Linked DNA regions of Homo sapiens: region 2 is linked to region 1. A link is an interaction called in ENCODE POLR2A ChIA-PET data of the cell type or tissue named here. Cell type or tissue: A673. All regions are shown on one strand. Each heading gives the region's core, and the rest is flanking DNA. Links, peaks and the distances in the headings are about the cores only.

Region 1 (4,389 bases), core at 213-4,212:
TGTTGAAAGAAGATTGTTCTGTTGGCGTCTGCAAGGCTGGCCCCCTAGTCTGGGATCTTCTGGAAAGAAACAAGTCAGGGAAAAAAGTTATGCACCAGGGGAGATCCTGCCAATTTGCACGAGCAATAAATAATGTCCAGAGAGCAAACAGCCACCGGCTAGTTGCTCGTGGCTGCAGATATTTGATATGGGGACACAAGTCAGTGCATGCAGTGAACTTCAAATGGGGCAGGGGACTGACCCACCCCGCCCTGTCACAGGCTGCTTCTTTTAAACAATAATTATTAAAGAAAGGAAGTTGCAACAGAAGCCCAGGAAGGTTATGCATCGGCTTTGATATTTACAGTTTTTATTTCTTCCTGGATGGATAACTCCTGCTGTAATTTAATGGGCAGGAAATGTTTGATCGCCTCCTTGGATGTCCGATGCAGCCACAAGGTCTGGGAGTCCTGGCCAGGCCTGCTGGGCCCCAGGAGCCTTCCGTGTCTCTGGCTGACCCAGTCCTGAAGGGACTCAGAAAACTCAATAAACCCCAGAGTGATAACAGAAATAGCTAATGCTTACCCGGCATATAGTTTCTTTCTTTCTTTTTTTTGAGACAGGGTCTCCCTCTGTCGCCCAGGCTGAAGTGCAGTGGTGCCATCTTGGCTCACTGCAACCTCCGCCTCCCAGGCTCAAGTGATTTTCGTGCCTCAGCCTCCCAAATAGCTGGGATTACAGGTGCACACCACCACGCCCAGCTAATTTTTTGTATTTTTAGTAGAGACAGGGTTTTGCCATGTTGGCCAGGCTGGTCTCAAACTCCTGGTCTCAAGCAATCCACCAATCTCGGCCTCCCAAAGTGCTGGGATTAGAGGCATGAGCCACCACGCCCAGCCATTACCAGGCACTTTGTATGTGTTGGATCACATGCACTTTCTATACATTAGCTCACTTAATTTTTTTTTTGAGACAGGGTCTCACTGTATTGCCCAGGCTGGAATGCGGTGGCACAGTCATGGATCACAGCAACTTCCACCTCTCAGGCTCAAGCGATCCTCCTACCTCCACCTCCTGAGTAACTGAGACTATAGGTACATACCCCCACACCTAGCTAATTTTAGTGTTTTTGGTAGAGACGGGGTTTCACTATGTTGCCCAGGCTAATTTCAAACTCCTGAGCTCAAGCAATCCCCCTGCCTCGGCCTCCCAAAGTGCTGGGATTACAGGCGTGAGCCACCGCGCCCAGACAAACTTAATCCTCTTAAAACCCACAGAGGGTGATGCTCCTTTTGGTCCCCTTGTATTAATAAGGAAACAGGCTCAGAGGGGTAAAACACAGCAAAAGTCAGAGCTGGGATTTGAACCCAGGTCTTCTGGCTCTAGTCAACATTTTTTTCTAGATGCAGTGAAAGTCACATAACATAAAATTAACCATTTCAGAGTGAACAATTCAGTGGATTTAGTACATTCATAGTGTTGTGCCACCATCACCACTATCTAGGTCCCAAACATTTTTATTCCCCCAAAAGGAAACCGCATACCCCTGAGCAGTGTAGGGGCCAAGGGAAACTTCCCTTTCACTCTCTGAAGGTTCCTTGAAAATCGATGGATGAAAGGCAAATTCATAGGAGAAAAGGCATACAAATTTATTTGATCATCGTTTTACTGACATGGGAGCCTTCAGAATGAAGACCCAAAGATACAGGGAAAACTATTCATTTTTACGCTTAAGTTCAGTCAAGTGTGGACAGCCATGTAGAAACAGGATTGAACAAAAAGATATGATGAAATGCTCAGACACTGAGTTGGGAAGCCCAGTAAGGCCTATCTGTCTGGATTCTTCTTGGCCTCCGTGCAGCCTGCCTGCCTTGTCTGTGTGAGGCAGGACCCTTTCTGGATTGGGGCTCCTATGACCTACAGTCAAACAAGGCAGGTCAGATCATTTCTTTATGGCCAGTTTTTATATAGAAAGGTAGTGGGAAGTTCAAGTAATATTTTTAGGTTTTATGGCTGGTTTGGGGAAAAAGGAGTTCTGAGTTCTTTTTTTCTTTTTCTTTTTCGACTTTTATTTTAGATTCAGGGGGTACATGTGCAGGTTTGTTACCTGCTTATCTTGCCTGATGCTGAGGTTTCAGGTACAAATCCCATCACCCAGGTAATGAGTGTAGTACCCAACAGTTGGTTTTTTGACCCTTGCTTCCCTCCTTCCCTTCCCCTTCCAGGGGTCCCCACTGTCTATTGTTGCTATTTTGATGTCCATGAGTACCTGATGTTTAGCTCCCACATACAGGTGAGAACATGCGGTATTTAGTCTTCTGTTCCTATGTTAGTTTGCTTAGGAAAGGGTTCTGATTTCTAATGATTCACCTTGGGGAAGAGGATTCTAGTTTCTGTGGCCAGTCTCAGAGAATGAGGGACCAGAGACAGGAGGGCAGGAGAAGTCCGGAGAAGAACCTTTGCTTCTGAGGCTGCTTTTGAGGCCTTCATTTTGGGGTACCATTTTCTGAGCCCTAACAGGAGCAACTCCCCATTCTCTCAGCCCCTAGGAGCCACCAGTTTACATTCCCTCTCTATGGATTTACCTATTCTGGAATTTTTTTTTTTTTTTTTGAGACAGAGTGTCCCTCTGTCACCCAGGCTGGAGTACAGTGGTGTGATCTCAGCTCACTGCAACCTCCGCCTCTTGGGTTCAAGCGATTCTCCTGCCTCAGCCACCTGAGTAGCTGGGACTCCAGGCACGTGCCACCGCACCAGGCTAATTTTGTGTTTTTAGTAGAGACAAGGTTTTGCCATGTTGACCAGGCTGGTCTTGAACTCTTGGACTCAGGTGATCTGCCCTCCTCGGCCTTCCAAAGTCCTGGGATTGCAGGCATGTGCCACTGCGCCCGGCCTGGATATTTCATATAAACAAAATCCTCCACAGTGTAGCCTTTTATGTCTGGCATCATGTTTTCAAGGTTCATCCATGTTGGCACATGGATCAGTAATTCATTCCTTTTTATGGCTGCATAACATTCCATTGCCTAGATATATCACATTTTATGTATCCATTCATTTGTTGCTAGGAATGTGGCTTGTTTTTTCTTTTTGGCTGTTGCAAATAGTGCTGCTGCAGATTCCGCATGGATAGGATAATGAGGGAAGCAGAGCAGATGTGAGGCTTTAGGGAGTGGTGGAGACTGAGGCTAATTAGAGAATGGGCACCCAGGCAAATGGCTCTGAGGATTGCCAGACAGGAGTGCAAGCACAGTGTGGTCAGATCTTCCAATTTTTTTTAGAGAAAATGAAAATTTAGATCTTTATGTTAAATATCTGATATTCAAGAAAAAGCAGAAACTAAACGAAACACATCTGCAAAGGCCAAATGGGCCACCGGGTTATGAACTATATTAGGGTTCTCCAGAAAAACAGATTCAACACGATGTATTACGTTTGTTTGTATGTGGGGTGGTGGCGTGGGGGGGGCGGATTTATTATAAGGAATTGGCTCATGTGTTCATGGAGGCTGAGAAGTCCCGAGGTCTTTTTTTTTTTTTTTTAAGATGGAGTCTCACTCTGTTGCCCAGGCTGGAGTGCGGGGACATAATCTTGGCTCACTGCAACCTCTGCCTCTCAGGTTCAAGCGATTCTCCTGCCTCAGTCTCCCTAGTAGCTGGGATTACAGGCATGTGCTACCATCCCTGGCTAATTTTTATATTTTCAGTAGAGACGGGGTTTCACCATGTTGGCCAGTCTGGTCTCAAACTCCTGACCTCAAGTGATGATCCACCCACCTTGGCCTCCCAAAGTGCTGGGATTACAGGCAGAAGTCCCAAGATCTGAGTCAGCAAGCTGGAGACCCAGGAGAGCTGATGGCATAATTCCACTCTGAAGGCCAGCAGGCTCAAGAACCAGGAAGAGTCAGTGTTTCAGTTCCAGTCTGAAGGCAGGAAAAGACTGCTGTCCTGGCTCAAGTAGACAGGCAGGAGGAACTTCCTCTTACCCGAGGGAGGGTCAGCTTTTCTGTTCTGTTCAGGCTGTCAGCTGATTAGAAGAGGCCCACTCACATTAGGAAGGGCTGCCTGCTTTACTTGGTCTTCTGACTCAAATGTTCATCTCATCTGGAGGCCCCGTCACAGATACCCCCAGAATAATGTTTGGCCAAATATCTGGCTACCCCATGACCCAGTCAAGCTGACACATAAAATTAACCATCACAAGTCCACCCCTTGTCAACTTGGCACCCATATGCATCTCCTTAAGCCATGTTTAATCTCCAAGTAAAGATAATAACAAGGTCATAATCCCACGTAATGTGATACAACTATCCTGTGTACAACCAAAAATGCACTAACTCCTTCCTTGGAAGAGGAAGTAAAGGACTTCAGTGATGTTTACTCTTTTCCTTGATACCCTACAGCTTAAATA
Region 2 (4,389 bases), core at 320-4,319, 57 kb after region 1:
CCAGCAGCAGCCAAGGGGGGTTTGGAAGGATTAGTTTACCTTTCAGACGTTCCCTGAGCTACCGCACAGAGATCAGACTGGACAGGGCAATAGTGGGAGCCCTAGAGGGGACCGTGGACTCCCCTCCTCATTGAGGATCCCCTCACAGGGAGCCTAGCAGGACCCCTGGAAGGCCAGGAAACAGTGCCCAAAAGGGTCAAGGACTTTGGAATGCATTTCAGCCCCAGCCCTGCCCCTGACTGACCTGTTTAAATCACTTCCCCTCTCTGAGCCTTGGTTTCTTCACCTGTAAGATGGGCATAATACCAACACCCGCCGTGGAGGAGTATTACAAAGATAAATCAGGAGACCACATATAAGGTGCACAGGATGGGGACACCAAGCACCCAAGAAATGTTCATGATGAATTCTGTTTACTAGCTGTGTGACCTGGGGATGTTTAACTTCACTTCTTTGGGCCTCAGTTTCCAAATCTGCAGAATGGCATTAATAACGATCCTACTTCATGGTGGTGTTGAGAGGATTGAATGGGTTAGAATGGTGCGTGGCACAGAGTTCATTCCGGCTGATCTGAGCCATCGCCGTGGTTGTTGTTGTTGTTGTTGTTGTTGTTTTGCCTGCCCTTTCCTTTAGTTTCGTGTATGACATGATTGGTCAGCAGGGGCCATGGTTTTGTTTTTTTTTTTTGGTGTTGAGTCTCACTCTGTACCCCAGGCTGGAGTGCAGTGGTGCGATCTCAGCTCACTGCAACCTCCACCTCTCGGGTTCAAGTGGTTCTCCTGCCTCAGCCTCCCGAGTAGCTGGGACTACAGGCACATACCACCATGCCACCATGCCCAGCTCATTTTGTATTTTTAGTAGAGACAGGGTTTCGCCCTGTTGGCCAGGCTGGTCTGGAGCTACTGACCTCAGGGGACCTGCCCGCCTGGCCCACCAAAGTGCTGGGATTACAGGCGTGAGCCACCGTGCCCAGCCCCTGGGACTGTAATTTTTACCCTGACCCCGGATCATGCCATGGCACTAGTCCAGATCCTGTCTTGTGCTCCACTGCATCCCTGGCAGAATTCCAGCCCCCATGGGGCCCCCTGACCCCACCCTCCCCCCACCTCACCCTGCTGGGCTTCTGACCTTGTGTCCCTCCTCACCTTGGACAACAAGCTCATCAGAATTAAAGGAGTCTTCGGGAACCCTCCACACCCCTGACTGGTGCCTGCAGGTGTTCCTCTCTACAGTCTCATTCATTCCCTCACTACTTCCTCCCTCTCCTGCTTTCCAAGAAGCAGAATCACCTTCCACTTCTCCAGCGCAGGACATGAGCAGATCCCTCTACAGGGAGGGAAACCAATTCCACGGACCCTTAAGAATTGCTCCTCTCAGCCTGAGTCTGCAGACCTCCACCGAAGAACCCTTGACATGTGGCATTCAAATCTTGGGCTAAGAAATGATCCTTCAGCCGCCAGCTGTCCCTGCAAAGGAGAATTTGGGCCTTTACGACAGGCCGAGAAATAATTTCTTTGGATTCGTGTCAACATAGAAAAGTAAAAGGAAAGGTTAGGGGACACACAGTTTGGAAAACGCTGGCTTTGGCTCTCATATTCTGGAACTTTCTTCCTCCCAGTCTGATAGGAACAAAGGGCCTCTGAGGATCTGGTGGGACTGAGGCCTCCAGTCCTCTCCTCTCCTGGACCTCTCAGCTCCTGCAGCTGTGGTGGCCCCATGCCTGGGTCCCAGGGAAAACCTAGTCCTCCCCCAGCCTCCCCAGACCCAAGGTTGCCTCCCCTCCTCAAAGTGAGAAGGCCGGTGGGCGAGGCTCCCCTGAGTTATTGAGGGAAGAAATATGGCCGAGAACCCTTTCTGTAAAAATAACCTCCCGGGCTCCTCCTTTATGGGTGAGGGAAAGTGCTTAAAATGCTTAGAGGGAATAAACAGCTTTTAATGAAGTTACATTGCCACATAATGGGTATCATAAAATTGCCTTCATACTACAGGGTCCCAGGATGGCATTTATTATCGACTGCGCCGGAATAGTCTTTGCAGAGCTCCGGCAGCTGCAGAGAGAAGAATGCAAAAGTCTCCTTAAATTACCTGATTGAAATAACCAGGCGGAATATTCCGCGGGGCCGCCGCGTGCCAGGGAAGCCGCCTTTGGGGTGGTCTGTCAGAGGCGGTTTGTGCATTCTGAGGAACACAGGAGTTTCATTGCAGCAAAACAGATGTTCATCTTGTTTCTCCATCGGCTGTTTGATGAGAAATTTATTGCTCTTCCGCTGGGCAGGAGGCCCCTCTCGGCTGTGGAGTCTATTAGGCAAGCCAGCAGCTGGCGGGAAGCCAAGGTGAGGCTGTTTTGATGAAACCCATGAAAAGCTTTGGCTTGGAGGCGCCGGTAATAATGCACTGGCTAGACTCTCCTGATTGGGCGATTGATTGGCCTGATTTGATTTATTGATCAATACCCTCAAATTTGGCGTCTGAGAAGCTGCACTAATCTTTAACTGTTGTGAACATCTCTACCTGCTGGAGAATTAGATCCTGATAAGGAATGTATGAAAGGAATCGGGGCTTATCTTAATCACACACCGGGCCCCAGCACTGCCCGAGCCGGCGAGGGCCTCTGTGCACCAGCTCCATTGCCAGGCAGGCCTGCGCAGATCTATAAATTGATGGAATTCAAAGCCTCCAGCATCGATTACCGTTATAACAAACAGTGGTGCACAGAATGTCTGATTATTTTTAGACAAAGATTCTGTTCTCTCAGCAGCAATTTTGCTGAGGCTGTCACTGTGTCAGATGTCTACTGTTGATTGCAATTAGATGCAATACAAAAAAAAATTAAACTATCTGCATCCTCACTCTTATTTCCAGTTATTAAATCTCTCTCTTTGTTTGCCATTTCCTCATGATATCTACAGCTGGATGAAATATTTGGTTGGCAAGAGAAATCCTTGTAATTCATGGGGGGTGCAAGGACCCACTGACTCATCGGATTATCTCCGACGGGTGCACCTAATCTGGGAGGAGGGGAGGCGCACAGGGAGGTGGGGGGACATTTGTTTAAAAATGTGCAAAGGGAAGACTTGATGCAAAGATGTTTCAGGGCAGGGTCGGGGGATAAAAATCAATCTCTGAAGCCCTCCCGAATGACTGTGATGGGTTTAATCTGTGTTCCGTTCCCTTCCACATAGAGCAGGACCTAACTAGAGACATGCCCCCATCCTAGGGCCCCGGGGAGGTTATCCATAGTGATCAGAGCTCAAAGGTTGGCACCACTTGAAATAATTAATTCCTCTAAACAGAGGACCACTTCCACGCTAAATCATACCTGAAGAGTGGGCTCCAGGTAATTGCAGGTATGAACAAATTAGGCATTCTCTTTTACATACAGCCCGGCGGCCAGCATCCTGGCGTTGGGCAAATCCATTCATCATCCTGACGTTCTCCAGTTGATCCGTCTTCTCAGAGCCATTAGCCCCCACGTCCTTGACGGTGGAACAGTTGTAAACTCGAGACCATCCGTGGGGTGGCTGAGACTGACAATTCATTACGCAGTTGGATGGAGAAGGCGGCTCAGGTGACAATGCTGAGGCCTCCCAGTTCCCAGAAGCTGGCTCCGCTTGGAATTGGCAACTGCTGGCTAATTTTAGAACAGTCATCGTTGGGGATGGAGAAGGAGGAGGAGGCAGCTTTGACTTTGGGGTCAGACGAGCGGGTCCTGCAGAAATTGGCTGAGCTCAGTAACACATTGATCACCAAGGCAAGTGGTCATCTTCGTTCAGGTGGGCATGGGACAGTGGTCCCTGAGCCAGCCCAGGATACATTCAAGTGCCCCCAAAAGGACATTCCAGGGGAGCCAATGAAGGGACTCATAGCTCCCTGGTGACAGGGAAAGGGCCAGTCTCGTTCAATAATCGGAATAGCACCAGCCATTTATTCGCCACCAACTGCCCCGGATCCTGTACCAAGCATTTGACATGCACCTTCCTCCTTCAATCTGCCCGGGTACCTTGGGAGGAGGTTATAATTCTACCTGTTTGGGAGATGCAGAAACTGAGGCTCAGAGGCCTTGAGCAACTTGTCCAAGGTCACACAGCTAAGAATGGGTGAGGCTGGAAGTCAAATTCAGGTCAGTTTCTGAAGTTTATGTGCTTCACCCCAGTTGAGAACTCAATGAATATTTGTGGAATGGCTGGATGAATTACTGAATGAATGAATGATATGTGAACATCCAGTCGGGACTCAGCTGGGCTCTGGGATAGCCAAGAATGACAGGGTCAGGCTGTCCCTCAGGCAGGCCTGGCATTTGGGCCTCCAAGCCTGCTGGGGGTGGCTCCTGCTTCATCTTCATGGGCATAGAGCTGTGCCCAGGCTCCAGTCCCCTCAGTTGGAGGAGCC

Evidence for each region. ChIA-PET counts read pairs that join two places held together with the same protein. Peaks named below come from ENCODE experiments on the same cell type or tissue, not always from the same donor. Only the 100,000 strongest peaks of a DNase experiment are listed, where the experiment ranks them.
Region 2: POLR2A ChIA-PET joins it to region 1 with 5 read pairs; 3 of 35 experiments call an interaction of 5 or more read pairs at or near these places.

The regions. Positions count from the first base shown.
Region 1 is chr12:111,122,606-111,126,994 of GRCh38, forward strand. The region is part of intron 1 of CUX2 (cut like homeobox 2); the gene reads left to right. Among named protein-coding and RNA genes, the nearest start is that of CUX2, 91 kb to the left of the region's middle. In A673, for the core only: no CTCF peak of the experiment used is centred there; no DNase peak of the experiment used is centred there; H3K4me3 peaks cover 8 bases.
Region 2 is chr12:111,179,008-111,183,396 of GRCh38, forward strand. The region is part of intron 1 of CUX2 (cut like homeobox 2); the gene reads left to right. Among named protein-coding and RNA genes, the nearest start is that of MIR6760, 120 kb to the right of the region's middle. RefSeq lists an enhancer at 3,634-4,134. In A673, for the core only: no CTCF peak of the experiment used is centred there; a DNase peak (open chromatin) is centred at 2,294; H3K4me3 peaks cover 454 bases; H3K27ac peaks cover 1,170 bases.